Linked DNA regions of Homo sapiens: regions 2 and 3 are each linked to region 1. A link is an interaction called in ENCODE POLR2A ChIA-PET data of the cell type or tissue named here. Cell type or tissue: CD4-positive, alpha-beta T cell. All regions are shown on one strand.

Evidence for each region. ChIA-PET counts read pairs that join two places held together with the same protein. Peaks named below come from ENCODE experiments on the same cell type or tissue, not always from the same donor. Only the 100,000 strongest peaks of a DNase experiment are listed, where the experiment ranks them.
Region 2: POLR2A ChIA-PET joins it to region 1 with 8 read pairs; 2 of 35 experiments call an interaction of 5 or more read pairs at or near these places.
Region 3: POLR2A ChIA-PET joins it to region 1 with 5 read pairs; 4 of 35 experiments call an interaction of 5 or more read pairs at or near these places.

What each region holds. Positions count from the first base shown.
Region 1 is chr19:1,130,768-1,133,267 of GRCh38, reverse strand. All of the region lies in intron 4 of SBNO2 (strawberry notch homolog 2), which reads left to right. Among named protein-coding and RNA genes, the nearest start is that of GPX4, 28 kb to the right of the region's middle. RefSeq lists enhancers at 1-244, 1,573-2,237. In CD4-positive, alpha-beta T cell, no CTCF peak of the experiment used is centred here; DNase peaks (open chromatin) are centred at 237, 947, 1,407, 2,387 and 1 weaker place; H3K4me3 peaks cover 2,500 bases; H3K27ac peaks cover 2,446 bases.
Region 2 is chr19:885,919-888,418 of GRCh38, reverse strand. It overlaps MED16 (mediator complex subunit 16), which reads left to right. Exons shown (of 16, transcript NM_005481.3): 5 at 2,218-2,500. Among named protein-coding and RNA genes, the nearest start is that of MED16, 6.0 kb to the left of the region's middle. RefSeq lists an enhancer at 2,074-2,500. In CD4-positive, alpha-beta T cell, no CTCF peak of the experiment used is centred here; no DNase peak of the experiment used is centred here.
Region 3 is chr19:1,243,079-1,245,578 of GRCh38, reverse strand. It overlaps ATP5F1D (ATP synthase F1 subunit delta), which reads right to left. Exons shown (of 4, transcript NM_001687.5): 3 at 1,394-1,482; 4 at 754-1,264. The coding sequence ends at 1,142. Among named protein-coding and RNA genes, the nearest start is that of ATP5F1D, 2.6 kb to the right of the region's middle. RefSeq lists an enhancer at 732-891 and a silencer at 1,092-1,251. In CD4-positive, alpha-beta T cell, a CTCF peak has its summit at 1,042 (motif pointing left); DNase peaks (open chromatin) are centred at 178 and 988.

The sequences.
Region 1 (2,500 bases):
ACAGAGGAGGAGCCGTGGCCACCTGCGCGGTCTCGGCCGCGGTCTCGTGGGCAATGCGGCCTCTGCCCCGTCAGTCGCTGAGTACAGGCAGATGGGGCCCGTCCTCTCCACAGCCCGGCCGTCCTCCCACCCCCTCTGGCCCTGGGGCCTCCCCAGCTCCTCCAAGGACACCGAGAATGACCGCCTGTGGCCCAATGTGAGGTCCCATCAGGTGTCTGCCCCGCGGTGTCTAGGCCCCTGTGATGCGCCAGGGTCCTCACAGTGCGGGCAAGAGTGTGGCCGCGGGCGGGCTCGCGGCCCGGGGTTGCCCCAGCAAGTGCATCATTGACACTTGGTTTTCTACCAAAGCGAGAACGTTCTTTTCCCAGGACGCTACCACTTGTTCCTGCCCAGGGGGCCGAGGCCGGGTCTGGCCAGAGCCTGGAGAGGAGGGGCCCAGGCTCAGCTCTCCCTCCGCCAGCCCCAGATCAAGGGAGGCCACGGGGCCCGCTGAACCCCCTGGGCACGGACAGCAGGGAAAGAGCAGGGAGGGGACTTTGCTTCGGCGGCAGGGGCTTCTCGGGGACCTCAGCCTGCAGGGGTGGGGTGGGGAGAGCCCCAGGGGGGCGCAGCAGGGCCTGAGGTGCGCTTGGCATGCGTGGGGTGCTGGGTGAAGGGAGGCGGTCTTGGCCGCAGTTTCCCTGCCTGTGGTTTGGGGGCACCAGGAACAGCAGCTGGTCCCCGTGGAACGGAACCCAGCTCCCTGCAGTCTGGGGAGACCGAGGCCCATGCCCACCTGGGCATTCTGCACGTCCGCCGGGTGCCCCAAAGGGGGCTGGTCCTGCGGCGGGGCACGGGTGGGGTTGCGTGTTGACAGCGCCTGTGGGAGATCCGCCCCGTACAGTAATTCTCCTCGCACTGCCGGTAATTGCCCTGACTTACGGGGCCGGCATCATTTCCTGAAAGTCAGCCCCGGCCTTAGAGGAAGTAGGCGCCGGCGGCGGTGACTAAACCGACATGCAAATGCAGCCGGGCGGAGAGCCGCCCCCGTCCGCCCCGGCCGACCCAATGCTGGGGCTGCTGCCGCGGTCATGAGGGAGCCGCTCCCGGGCAGCGCTTCCTGGGGGACCCCTGGCCCCCCGAGCGCCGGGACCATGTCCCAGCTGCAGCTGTGGCTGCAGTTTGAGGCTCTGAACAAGGTAACACTCCCTTCCCGGGGCGGGCGAGGCCCTCGGGGGCAGGGGTCTGGGAGGTGGGACCCCATTCAGGACGGCCGGGCCCCCTGCCGGAGCAGCCGGCATCTCATCCTAGAGTCCGAGGCCGCCAGGATCTAAAAAAATCCCCACCCCGCCCCGTCCGTCTCTTCTGGCAGTGAGAGGGAATCTGCCGGAAGGTTCCGAGGCAGAGATTTAAGACTTCGGGCTGGGAGCGGCGCCCTGTGCGTAGGCTGGGGGACCCGAGCGGAGTGGGGGGGTCGGGCTCAGCCCTGCCCGGACGGGGGCCCTCAGTGACAGTGGCAGTGGCTGTCGGGAGGGCTGCGTCCCCCTCCTTCTGCCCCTGGGGTAGGACCCAGAGCTGTGGCTTTCCTCTGGAGAAGCCTCAGGTGGAGGGGCTCTGGGTGTCTTATGGGGCTCTTGTAGGGAGCGGAGGCTGGGTGGGCCTGGTCAGGGCTGGCTCTGGTGGCGCAGGCCGGCAAATCCCTGTGGCTCTGTGGCTCCCCATGGGTCCTGGAGCACAGGGCAGCGGCAGCACATCAGGTCTGGAGTCAGTTCTGGAGTCAGGTCTGGAGTTGGCTGCCCAGGGCAGGAGGAGCTGTGTCTGCTGCTTTTGAAGCGGGCAGAGCCAGGTCCTCCCAGCCAGGTCCTCCCAGCTCCCCACCTCAGCCCAGGGCTCCTGAAATGCTACAGAGACAAGAACCACAGCGGGCAGCCCCGGCCCTCCCTGGGGCCCCAGAACTGGGGGCTGGCGGGGAGGGATGCAAGTGTCACCCTTGAGGGGCCTTGGTGCTTGCCCTCACTACAGACTGCAGAGGGGCCCGGTTCCCTGGGGAGGCACTGGGTCCGCTGAGCTGAGGCTGGAGGGTGGGTGGGTCATGTGGTGAAGGATGCAGGAGCCTGGGCCGGCCTGGAGGGGCTGTGGAGGGACACACAGGCGCGGGTGGGACTTAGGCTGTCTCTGAGGTGAGCTGGTGGCTGCTAGGAGTCAAATCCAGATGTGGGCAGAGGACGGAGCCACTGTGGGGGGAGCTGGCCTGGCTCTGTTCAGCTTCCCACATGTGAACAGGGCCAGCCCTGGGAACCCCGTCTCCCTCTGTCCCTAATCGCTGAGGGCACCTGCTAGAAGTGAAGGCTTCGAGGGCTCATGCACCTGGTGGGGTGTCCTGTGCTGGGAAGGACCGGACGGGGAGCAGGGCGGGGCCTCGAGGCTGCGTTCTTGAAGCCTGAAAGCTGCAAGCACTCCCTCATTATTAGACTTTCACTTTTATTTATTTGTTTTTGTGACAGGGACTTGCTCTGTCACC
Region 2 (2,500 bases), 240 kb after region 1:
CTGAGTAGCTGGGATTACAGGCACCCACCACCACACCTGGCTAATTTTTGTAATTTTTTAGTAGAGACGGGGTTTCACCATGTTGGCCAGGCTGGTCTCGAACTTCTCACCTCAGGTGATCCGTCTGCCTCAGCCTCCCAAAGTGCTGGGATTAGAGGTGTGAGCCAACGAGCCCGGCCAGACCTTTATCTTTTTTGTTTGTTTGTTTGTTTTTTGAGACAGGGTCTTGCTCTGTTGCCCAGGCTGGAGTGTAGTGGCGCGATCTCGGCTCACTGCAGCCTCTCCCTCCCGGGCTCAAGCGATTCTACTGCCTCAGCCTCCTGAATAGCTGGGATTACAGGCGCCCGCCACCACGCCCGGCTGCTTTTTTGTATTTTTAGTAGGGACCGGGTTTCTCCATGTTGGTCAGGGTGGTCTCGAACTCCTAACCTCAGGTGATCTGCCTGTCTTGGCCTCCCAAAGTGCTGGGATGACAGGCGTGAGTCACTGTGCCCAGCTTCAGTCCCTTCTCATCACCCGAAAAGGAAACCCAGTCCCCATCCTGCATCACCCTGATCCATCCCCCACCCCAGCCCCCGAGACCCAGTTGTCTCTCTGGATCTGCCTGTCCTGGACATTCATAGAAACAGGATCACACACTGCGTAGCCTTCTGTGTCTGGCATCTCTTACTGAGCGTGATGTCCTCAAGGTGCATCCCCGCTGTGGCCTGAGTCAGAGCCTCGCTTTTTAAAATAACCAAATACATTTTTTTTGAGACAGAGTCTTGTTCTGTCAACCGGGCTGGAGTGCAGTGGTGCGATCTCGGCTCACTGAAACTTCCACCTCCCAGGTTCAAGTGATTCTCCTGCCTCAGCCTCCCGAGTAGCTGGAATTACAGGCACGCACCACCGCGCCCGGCTAATTTTTGTATTTTTAGTAGAGACGGGGTTTCACTATCTTGGCCAGGATGGTGTCGAACTCCTGACCTTGAGATCTGCCCGCCTCGGCCTCCCAAAGTGCTGAGATTACAGGCGTGAGCCACCGCGTCCGGCCAAATTTTTGTTTTTTAATTACATTAATAAAAGGCACATGTGCTCCTTTAACATAGTCTCAGACATGCCAGCCTGCGACCCACACAGACGTGTGGTGTGGACACCAGATGAGTCGTCGCCATGGCAACCCCTCACCACCAGGCCTGGCTTGCTTCCTGGACTTCTGGACCTGCTTCTTGCTATAAGAAGTGTTTTTTTTTAACTTGTAACTTAGAATGGAGCCGTACGATACGTATGATACACTTCTCTTCCTCGCATTTTTTCACAACGTAGAGACATTTTTCTTGTTCTTTTTTTTTTTGTTTTTGAGACAAAGTTTTGCTCTCGTTGCCCAGGCCAGAGTGTAATGGTGTGATCTCGGCTCACTGCAATCACCACCTCCTGGATTCCAGCAATTCTCCTGCCTCAGCCTCCTGAGTAGCTGGGATTATAGGCACCCGCTACCATGCCCGGCTAATTTTTTTGTATTTTTTATTAGCAACAGGCTTTTACTGTGTTGGCCAGGCTGGTCTTGAACTGCTGACCTCAGGGGATCCACCTGCCTCAGCCCCCCAAAGTGCTGGGATTATAGGCGAGAGCCACCGTGCGCAGCCAAGACCCCATCTTTTAAAAGACTCACGTTGAAAGAAGGGTGGATGTTTCCGTATGTCAATAATGACTTGACAAATTTGATTTGAAATCAAATAGTGCCCGCAGCAGCCGCTGGTGCTTACACAGCACTTCCTGAGTGCTATAGCTCAGGTCTGCACAGTGCGGCCCAGGGCCTGACGGCCCCCGCCTGGGTTTGTGAGTGTGGCTCATTGGCACCAGCTGCCTGTGTGCCGCCACGGCAGAGCCAGAGCCAAGTCGTTGCAACAGGGACCACCTGGCTCCCAGAACCGAGCATGCTGCTGTCTGTCCCTTTACAGAAAGGGGAGGTGACTCCCGTTGCGCACACGTTCACCCGTTTAATCCTCCCCACTGTCCTCTAAAGCAAAGGTGCCGTTCCTTCCACCTTACAGATGAGGAGACGGAGGGTCAGAGGGGATCACATCCCACACGGCTCAGGTGGCCGAGTCAGGATCTGAACCCAGGTGCACACACTCCTGGCTTCTGCGTGGTTCTTCTGTGCGCGTGTTTCTGGGGGTCATGGGGCAGCCCCCATGAGCCTGAGCGGCCCCTCCTCCCTCCCTCCCTTCTCCACAGTCGGGCGCCTCCAGCTTCGGGGAGAAGTTCTCCCGAGTCAAGTTCTCACCGTCGCTCACGCTGTTCGGCGGCAAGCCCATGGAGGGCTGGATCGCGGTGACGGTCAGCGGCCTGGTCACCGTGTCCCTGCTGAAGCCCAGCGGGCAGGTGCTGACGTCCACCGAGAGCCTGTGCCGGCTGCGCGGCCGCGTGGCCCTGGCCGACATCGCCTTCACCGGCGGCGGCAACATCGTGGTGGCCACGGCGGACGGCAGCAGCGCGTCGCCCGTGCAGTTCTACAAGG
Region 3 (2,500 bases), 110 kb before region 1:
GCCTCTCTGTCACCATCCCAGCTCCAGTGACACAGGCAGGCCCACCCTCCCCACTCACCCCCCTGGAATTCCCTGCCTACCCCACTGCACAGGGCCCTGTCCCAAGGAAGGGAGGAGGTCAGGAGACCCCAGCCCCCGCCGTCCACACACCAGCTGGAGCCAGTGTTGCCCGCCCCCAGGGTTATGGAAAGGAGAAGAGGCAGGCCCAACGGGGCAGTGCCAGGGAGCCGCCCCCTCCTGGGCCCACCCCACTCCATCTGGGGCCAACCCAGAAGCCTAGGTGCCCACGGAGGTGCCAAAAACACTGCAGATTCGGCACCCGGCCAGGCAGGGCCACCCACAGGACCGGCTGGCACAGGGCGGGGCCAGCGTGGGAGCGGGTGGGGCCCGCCTCTTTCCAGAGGCTGGTGGGCAGGGCCAAGGGCCAGCAGGGCTCAGGGTCAAGGCCTGGAGACCAGGAACTCGGCAGAGGCGCCAGGAGCAGCAGGGACACCCCTCCCTGACCGATGTCCCCATCACTGGTGACCTTCACCCTCCCCACCGTTGTAGGGTGAAGGTCAGCAGCCTGCCCGCCTGGCTGCACCCCACCCACCCCCTCGAGCCTGCTTCCTACGGACCTCCAGGTGCCCTAAGGGACATAGTCCAGGGGAGCTCAAAGGCCCTATTTGCAAGGGACATGGAGGACGTGAGCAGGGGCCCAGGACGCTCCCGGCTTCACCGGGCCAGGTGGAGGAACAAGAGCCGAGCACACAGTCAGGCTTCCGGGTCTTTAATGGGGCGGGGGCTGGGGGCAGTTCATCCAGAGGTGGCTCCGAAGCTGAGGTCAACCTTGGCGGCTGGCTCTGCAGGGCAGAGGGGATGGTAAGCGGCCCGTCAGGCTGGGGGGATCTTGAGAGGCGGAAGGAGAGCCCCATGGGTGGCAGCCACAGCTCAAAGCTGAGGAGGAGCTTCCCTGGCCCAGTCCCCAGAGCTTTCAACACAGGCAGGGCCTGGGGCCCAGGCAGAAGCCTGCACTGCCCTCTGGTGGCCTCCTTGGCAGGCGCGGCTTCCCCAGGTGGCCGGGACCCCAGGAGCTGGCTGGGCCCACCTGGCATCCCTGCCCAGCCCCTGGCCGGGCCTCGGGACACCGGGTACGCACCGCCTACTCCAGGGCCTTCACCAGGGCCTCGTTGGCCTCGATTCGGATCTGGATCTCTGCCCGCGTGGCCTCGTCAGCTGTCCCCACCAGCTCCGCCTGGGCCTTCTCCAAGTTTGCCTTGGCTGCCTGCAAGGGGTTGAGGGGCGGTGAGGGGCCAGCAGCGACCCCAGCCCGGCTCCTGGTCCCCCAGCGCTCCCTCCCCCGCAGCCTGGACAGCTCCAACCTGCTGAGCCTCAGGTCCCCTCTGACACTCACCCCCAGGTCCAACATGTCCAGCGTCACGGCCTCTTCGGCCAACAACTGCACCGAAGAGTCGGCGTTCACTGCGATGGAACCGCTGCTCACTGGGGGAATGGGGCGGGGGGAAGGCGTGAGACCCCAAAGGGCTGCACAGCCTCAGGGACTCCCCTGGTCAAGTCCAGAGCCCCCTGTGAACCAGGAGCTCCACAAACATCCAAGTCTGTGTCCTGAGTGTGCAAACAGACCCACAGGACTGGCCCTGGGCCCAACATGGCGGGCAACTGCTAGAGAAGAACAAAACAGGGGCCGCAAGAAAGGACTAGAAGCTGGAGGAACCCCCAAAAGCACTGCCTGGGGACAGAGGCCCTCCCTCTGACCCACCACCCATGGGTTGAGCTGGGGTCAGGGCCAAAGGCAAGCTGAGTTCAAATCTGGCCACCACTGGAAACCAGTGAGGCTTAGAACTGCTTTTTTTCCTGCACAAATGACCTTCCTCCCCTAATCTGATCAGCCCTCCCAACATGGTTTTTTGAGGGGTTTTTTTGGCACAGGGTCTCACTCTTGTTGCTCAGGCTGAAGTGCAGTGGCATGATCTTGGCTCACTGCAGCCTTGACTTCCCCGGCTGAAGCGGTCCTCTTGCTTCAGCCTCCCGAGTAGCTGGGACTACAGGTGTGCACCACTACAACCAGCTAATTTTTTGTAGTATGGGATTTCACTATGTTGCCCAGGCTGGTCTCAAACTCCTGGGCTCAAGAGACCCTCCCACCCCGGCCTTCCAAAGTGCTAGGATTACAGGTGTGAGCCACCGCACCCAGCCTCGCCTGGTCAGTTTCTTTTTATTTTTTGTAGAGACAGGGTCTCACTATGTTGCCAAGGCTAGTCTCAAACTCCTGGGCTTAAGCGATTCTCCCACTTCAGTCTCCCAAAGTGCTGAGATTACAGGCATGAACCACTGGGCCTGGGTGGTTTTACATCTCTTGCTTCGACCATCCTACATTGGTTGGTCCAGAGCCAGTCATAAACCGGCTGAGAGCAGGGTCCCCTCTGGTTCGCTTTCATCACCGGCCAGCCCAGGCTCCTCAGTGGACAAACCTGCTAAAACTGTATTTTTCTTATTTGAG